3 separate regions of the Homo sapiens genome follow, and all the other regions are linked to region 2. A link is a loop called in an ENCODE intact Hi-C map of the cell type or tissue named here. Cell type or tissue: dorsolateral prefrontal cortex. All regions are shown on one strand.

Region 1 (2,500 bases), 530 kb before region 2:
TTCTTCTCATAAGGTTAAGTTCAGTTCAAACTATTTATATAAGCCAAGTCAGTATTTCATTGTCCAGCTTTTGCCTATAAAATCGACCTGTGTGAGTCCCTTTTGTAATGCATGTCAGAAGAAAAATACTATGCCCAAGTTGTTACTTTCAATAAGCACACTGTTTAAAAAACATCTTCATTTTGCTTTGCAAAACTTCAGTTTGTATTTAAGGTATTTCTATTTGAAGGAAGAATTACCATATTAACATGTACTTATTTGAGCCTAAAACTCCCTTGAGTATTGTCTATCCCTCTACCCTCCACATCTTGGTAAAGCCATTGCCTGGACTGTGCAATGGACACCAAGAGGATTGATTGCCGTAGATGTTGCCTACTCCCTTCTCTTTCTACCCTTACCCCCAAGCCCTCCCTCACCCCCACCCACTGCTGCCAGATTTTTTTTTTTTTTTTTTGAGATGGAGTTTTGCCATTGCCCAGGATGAAGTGCAGTGGCACCATCTCGGCTCACTGCAACCTTTGTCTCCCAGGTTCAAGCGATTCTCCTGCCTCACCCTCCCGAATAGCTGGGATTACAGGCCCGCTACCAAAATTACCAATTACCTGGCTAATTTTGTATTTTTAGTGGGGATGGGGTTTCACCATTTTGACCAGGCCGGTCTCAAACTCCTGATCTCAAATAATCCAACTGCCTCAGCCTCCCAAAGTGCTGGGATCACAGGCATTTGCCACTGCACTTGGCCAATCTTGAACCCAGTTCAAACCTTCTCATTGCTGTGGAGTTTTAAGACTCCTGATTCTTTTACCTCCCCTGCTGACACACACACATACACACACACTGCCTAAAGGATGGAGTAAAAACTTCTTAGCATGGCACAAAATGTACTTTTCGCCACATTTCCTATCACTACCTCAGAGACAAGTCTACGCTCAAACTGATCTGCTTATTCTTCCCCAAATACAGCTGGCATTTTCGTATCATGTCTTTATCTGTTTACATTTCCTGAAAGGTCCTTTTTAATTTATGCATAGCTTTCTCTCTGAAAGTTTCACAACCACCAGGAGGCAGTATAGTGTGCCCTTTCCTATCATCTCTAATTGCATTTGCTGATACATGATTGCATTGGTCATAGATGTTTTTATATCAAAACATTTGTTGCATCTCCCTGATGAGATGGTTCTGGAAAGACTTCCTATTCTAGTGATGACAGGTTGGGCCATGAGATCTGCTTCATCTAACAAAATGAAACTGGCATGGGCACTTAACACTTCCAATCAGAAGATCTGGCAGAAGGCAAAGGTATTTTTCTAGTTCTCAATTTCCCCATCAGTAACATAGGACAAATAATAAAATAAAACTGAAGGGCTTGACATAGTTCTTAGAATGTTGTAGATGCTTAGTAAGCTTTTAAGTATTTTGTTAACTTGTAAGAATAATCATTTTCCAAGTTTATTAGAACACAAAAGAATAAGAGCATTATATTCAAAGATTAAGTAGAGTAATAATTCTGTGTGACTATTATTTTCAAAGCAAATTTAGTGCTTCTAATAATTTTTAGTTAGGTGATCTCATCAGACTTTATAGGAAAATTGGCAGGAAGAATAGTGGACTGGATCTCTAATAAAATAAATTCTGTAAAATAGCAGCACAGAAAAATTGAATTCTTCCCTAACACTGCACTTGTATTCTATATGTGAGGATATATGAGATGGGCCATCCTTGAGAGACAACACAATCTGGTTGGCATTTACCTTTACATTAGTTAGTGATATTCATTCACTAAATGCTAACTTTTAAGGTTGAAAAAGGAGACCAAGCCAAGTTGATCAGCTCTGAAATCCACTATTCAAAATAATTTTCAGCTTTAAGACTGGCAGTGTGTTCACATAATGATTTCATGTGCATTCAACATCTTCCAGAGAGCATGCATTATCTAATCTTCGTAGAGCCAAACAATGATGAAAAGGAGATAAAAAAACATAAACTTCTTTGGCTCTATAATAGAATTCATCACCTGAACCAAGGTCATGCTAAGCAAGAACAATCCTTGTCCAGAAAACAATAAAGCCAACTTATGAAAAATGTTCTTGAGTTCCAGCATACGATGAACTGTAAATCACTATTTATGAAGTATCCAATTTACACTGGTATTCTATATGATGGTCATAGTCAATAATAAATAAAATAGTTTGAGAAAACTCATTTAAGTTTTTAGCACTAAGACACATAATTCCTATTTTAAAATGGAAGAGTCATTGATGGAGTTTTTATATATGTAACTCATTTACAAGATGCATATACATATTTTTGTTTTGTCATATAATAAATTGAAATTTCATGCCATCAAACGTGTTTAGAACTGATTGGAACCTGGATTCAAAAATTTTGGGTGAAATTAGTTTTTCTCCAAATAGAATGAAAATGCTTACTGGTTATAACAATAAATTTACTGAAAAATCTATTAATCTATACTCCAAATTCAATAGAGCATACTGCAATT
Region 2 (2,500 bases):
CCTTGTTCCACTGTTTCAGGCAGTGACCCATCAGTATATGTCACTCAGGGAAAAAGAAAGCACAGTGGTATATCCTGGCACCAAAAGCGCAGCATCTCCCTGAACAACAAGCAGCTGGGCTGGGACAAAGCCAGGGAAGGAATGCAATCTCTTTGAAAAAAAAAATCACAACACATCTTCCTATTCTGACAGCCCAGGGGAAAGAGGCAGCTTTATGGAATAAAGCAGCAATGTGCTATGTGGTCTTCCAGTGAAAAGCATCAGAGAAGCACACCCTATTATTGTGCAAAAACCCCTACTTGTATGTACACTAAGAGCTTTGGCCGTCACCCGAATTGTGCTGTAAAGAGGAAAGGATTTTGACTGTTTTTCCCTGATACGGCATAAAATTCTTTCTTCCTGGATTTGGCGGGTGCTACCACAGCTGCTATGAACAAACAACATTGCAGAGGAAGTCTCCTGAATAAGAATTTTTCCATTGTAACCTGAATGTGTTCACCCTTCTAAGAATATTGTGTAGGTATCGTTTTTGGATTCCTAAAATTTTTATCTACGACAAAGGTGGCAAACTAAGATTTAATCCACCTGTAAATTCATCATAACCAGTTTACAAACAGTGGTTACAGACAGAAACCAAGAAAAGGGAAAAGATAAAGGTAAAAAGAGGCCACCAACAAAGAGTAAGAGAGAGAAAGACACAGAGAAGGGGAGAACACACACCTGCTGGAAATAATAAGAAAAATGTGAACTAATATTTATGCCGGGGGTTTTACTTTCTCCCTTCAGACGATAGAACGTTTATTTAATGAGTCTCTCTCTATCAACTTGTCAAGCAAAACAGCTCTACCTTCTGGGCCTCGAGCTTTGGGAAAGGAGCTAAAATGTCATTCCCCCACGAAGCTTCTTAAGCTGAGTGTCTCAAGTATATTGCACAGGGAAAATGAAAATCCCAAATAACCAGAATCTCCTCCGTCCCAAGAATTGCCTGCGCCATCTAGTGGCAGCATGTGACATAACCTTGAAGAGGTTACCAGTGGAATCTCTAGAGCTTCTCACTTTTTCTGTAGAGTTAGGAAGAGTTAAATTATCCACCTAGTCACAGGATGTCAGTGCTGGAGATACCTTAGCAAAGCCAATGATCTCAATTCTGCCTGCACAAGAGAACCATATACAGAACTTTTAAAAATTAGGTCAGTGCCTGGGTCTTCTGCCAAATAAAAGGAATCAGAATGTCTATGACAAGGGCCAAAGAAATTGGGATTTTTAAAAAGCTCTTCAGTCAATTAAGGTGAATCAAGCCTTGAGAAACACTGAGCTAATTCAACCCTTCCTTATTTTAAAATGTAAAGAGGAGGGACAAGTTACCCTTTTTGTTGCATTACTGGGAGAACAGAGATAGGAACTGAACCCCTCACTCAAATTTTGATATCTTATTAGAGCAATGTGAAAGTCACGAGACTATGAAGGGTCAGGGCAGGATGGAGGCAAGAAGCACCACTCAGACCCAGGAACTATGACTTCCCTTTAGAGTGGAGTTGTTTTGCTCTTTGCTTTTTTCTCTCTCCTGTCCTGAAATCCACTCCAAAATTGTTCAAACTAAATTAACATATGCAAGCAGCATTTATTTGAAAAGATGCTTTTTAACATTATATGTATATATGTGTGTATATATATATAAAAAATATATCTCTATATTTATATCTCTTTTATATATAAATATATATATCTATATGTATCTCATAGATATCTCTATATCTCTCTTTTATATATATATTATATATATATAAAATATACATATATATAAAAAAATATATATATATAGAGAGAGAGAGATTATTTTTTCCCAAGATGGTGGATTAGAAGCTTTCAGTGTGCCTCGACCACTTGGAAATAGCAAGATATTGCACAAAGATCAACTCTGTGAGCATTAATTCGAGAAGGAAAATTGGTAATATGGTTTGGCTTTGTGTCCCCACTCAAATCTCACCTTGAGTTGTGATAATCTCCACGTGTCAAGGGTGGGACCAGGTGGAAATAATTGAATCATGGGGGCAGTTTCCCCCATGCTGTTCTCATGATGGTGAGTGGGTTCTCACAAGATCTGATGGCTATATAAAGGGCTTTCCCCACTTCTCGGCACTCATTTTCTCTCCTGCCACCCTGTGAGGAGGTGCCTCCTGCCATAATTGCAAGTTTCTTGAGGGCTCTCCAGCCATGTGGAACTGTGAGTCAATTAAACCTTTTTCCCTTATAAATTACACAGTTTCAGGAATTTTTTCATCACAGCCTGAAAACAGACTAATACAGTAACTTGGTACTGGGTAATGGGAGGCTGCTGTAAAGATAGCTGAAAATGTGGAGATGACTTTAGAAGTGGGTAACAGGCAGAGGTTGGAACAGTTTGGAGGGCTCAGAAGAAGACAGGAAGATGTGAGAAAGTTTGGAACTTCCTAGAGACTTGTCTAATGGTTTTGACTAAAATGCTGACAGAGATATGGAC
Region 3 (2,500 bases), 57 kb after region 2:
TAACCTTGTCTTCATGCTTTATTTCATCAAATTGATCTTCAATCTCTGATATCCTTTCTTCTGCTTGATCAATTTGGCCATTGATACTTGTGTATGCTTCACAAAGCTCTCATGCTGTGTTTTTCAGCTCCATCAGGTCGTTTATGTTCTTCTCAAAACTGGTTATTCTAGTTAGCAATTCCTCTAAGCTTTTTTCAAGGGTCTTAACTTCCATGCATTTGGTTAGAACATGCTCCTTTAGCTCAGGGGAGTTTGTTATTACCCACCTTCTGAAGCCTACTTCCGTCAATTTGTCAAATTCATTCTCCACCCAGTTTTGTTCCCTTGCTGGCAAGGAGTTGTGATCCTTTGGAGAAGAAGCAGCATTCTGGTTTTTGGAATTTTCAGCCTTTTTGCACTGGTTTCTCCCATCTTCGTGGATTTATCTACCTTTGGTCTTTGACGTTGGTGACCTTCAGATGGGGTTTCTGAGTGGATGTCCTTTTTGTTGATATTGATCACCAGTGGCGCCTCCAGAACAGCAAAGATAGCTGCCTGTTTCTTCCTTTGGAAGCTTTGTCCCAGAGGGCACCCGCCAGATGCCAGCCGGAGCTCTCTTGTATGAGGTGTCTGTCGACCCCTGCTGGGAGGTGTCTCCCAGTCAGGAAGCACAGGGGGGCAGGGACTCACTTGAGGAGACAGTCTTTCCCTCAGCAGAGCTCGAGCACTGTGCTGGGAGATCCACTGCTCTCTTCAGAGCCGGCACGCAGGAATGTTTAAGTCTGCTGAAGTTGTGCCCACAGCCACCCCTTCCCCCAGGTGCTCTGTCCTAGGGAGATAGGGGTTTTATCTGTAATTCCCTGACTGGGGCTGCTGCCTTTTTTTCAGAAATGCCCTGCCCAGACACTGGACATCTGTTTTTAAAGTTACAAACCTTTTGATAATACAAGGCCAAAAACTCTCCCCAGTAACACCCTGAGGAAGTACTGTGAGGAGAGGAACAGAACTATCCTGTTTGTGTGTCTTCATTCTTCTTTCAGTGACATTTCAGTGACTTGGCTATCTCTTCTAAAGATGGGTTGCATTAATATCAACATATCAAAACAAATAAATGAAGCTGCAACAAAGTGCTTGTTAGTTTGAGAGTTTCTGAAAACACATAAAATAACCATTATGATTTATCAGTGATATCATTTCTTTATTTTTATATCTTAATATAAATATTTTATTTTTAGTCTTATATCTTGAGAATATAGCATGTACAACTTGCAGTTAAGTCCTAGTAATCATCGAACCCAACTAATGAATTTTAGTGATTTGAATTCAAATCCAGAAAAAAAGGGATATGCTTCCTTTATTACCCTAAACTGTATTGTTTTAATAAGATGCTCTGAGCAATACTGTATTTTAGATAAATATTTGAAAGGTATTTGCTACCTACTTTGAATGTTGCAAATGCAAATGTGTTTGGCTGCAAAGTAAATGGAATGCTAATTATATATTGCCACCTAGTGGTAATGTATGTCCTAACATCAGCAAAAAAGGAATGGAGTTAATGCCGTGGTTCAAATATTTTATTTCAGTTGGAATATCATTGGAATCAATGCAGTAATTCGGTGTAATACTTCCATAGAACAGTATGTGTTTAAAAAAAATTACAGTAATTTTTTTTCATAGTTCTTTCAATCTTTGCAAAAGTAAGTCAAAAGTACTTTATATTGAACTTCTATATAATTTGACACATTTATATTAAAAATAGGTTCATATCAAAACTTGAGATATTCATTGTTTACTGTAACAGTTGAATTTGTATCTAATAAACACATTTTGTTTTCTTATGGCCCCAACGTTACTGAGCTCCCAGTTCTGGAATGAGAAAAAAAATTCTTAATAAATGTTTTTATTAAAAATTTAAAATTCGTATTCAAAAATTAAAAATTACTTTTAAAAATTAAGGGAGTGTGTGTGTGTAGATATATATGGTATCGAAGTAGAAAACAAAATGGCCCATAATTCTATCCATAAGCCCTATTGTTTTAAAAAAGGTCAAAGTATACAAGAAAATGTATTAGAAGAAAAAGGAAAGAAACCTCTAGCCAAGTTTCTTGGTTATCTATTTCTCAGTATATCTCTTCCTAAGATAACCACTGTTTCACTATGAATTGTTGCCTATATTTGTAGAAGAAAAAAATGGATGAGCCAGCATTTGCATATTTAACTAATTTGAGTTGCCTCAATTTGATGAGGAAATAATATGAAAAAGTTTAAACTGTTTCACTAACTGCAACTAGCCATGCTTTTTCAACCCCCACTTTCCTGCAGTTCCCTTAAAGACTCCTTCATAAGTTTCTCTCAGTCTTTCTTTCATAACTGTCAGCCACTTTCACTCACTAAAATCATCTCATTCTGCTTATTTAAAACCTATCCTCTTCATTTTAAATGTTTTCTCCCCCCTCACCACAAGCGTGTGGAAGTAGTGGAGAGGGAGATGGGAGAGGAAGATTGTTCTCTTTCATATCTG

What was found. A loop is a pair of places that touch in the nucleus more often than their neighbours do. Peaks named below come from ENCODE experiments on the same cell type or tissue, not always from the same donor. Only the 100,000 strongest peaks of a DNase experiment are listed, where the experiment ranks them.
Region 1: a loop joins it to region 2, with 18 times the contacts of the local background. A loop is called at or near these places in 6 of 110 quality-filtered maps.
Region 3: it touches region 2 in a loop (3-fold over the local background); 3 of 110 quality-filtered maps call a loop at or near these places.

The regions. Positions count from the first base shown.
Region 1 is chr2:211,034,301-211,036,800 of GRCh38, reverse strand. The region is part of intron 2 of LOC107985978 (a long non-coding RNA gene); the gene reads right to left. Among named protein-coding and RNA genes, the nearest start is that of CPS1-IT1, 420 kb to the right of the region's middle. In dorsolateral prefrontal cortex, a CTCF peak has its summit at 1,053 (motif pointing right); no DNase peak of the experiment used is centred here.
Region 2 is chr2:210,501,689-210,504,188 of GRCh38, reverse strand. It overlaps a transcript of CPS1 not described here. Among named protein-coding and RNA genes, the nearest start is that of LANCL1, 26 kb to the right of the region's middle. In dorsolateral prefrontal cortex, CTCF peaks have their summits at 786 and 987 (motif pointing left); DNase peaks (open chromatin) are centred at 98 and 978; H3K4me3 peaks cover 1,147 bases; H3K27ac peaks cover 2,500 bases.
Region 3 is chr2:210,444,303-210,446,802 of GRCh38, reverse strand. The region is part of intron 4 of LANCL1 (LanC like glutathione S-transferase 1); the gene reads left to right. The region is part of intron 2 of LANCL1-AS1 (LANCL1 antisense RNA 1); the gene reads right to left. Among named protein-coding and RNA genes, the nearest start is that of LANCL1, 31 kb to the left of the region's middle. In dorsolateral prefrontal cortex, CTCF peaks have their summits at 1,299 and 1,502 (motif pointing left); no DNase peak of the experiment used is centred here; H3K27ac peaks cover 1,249 bases.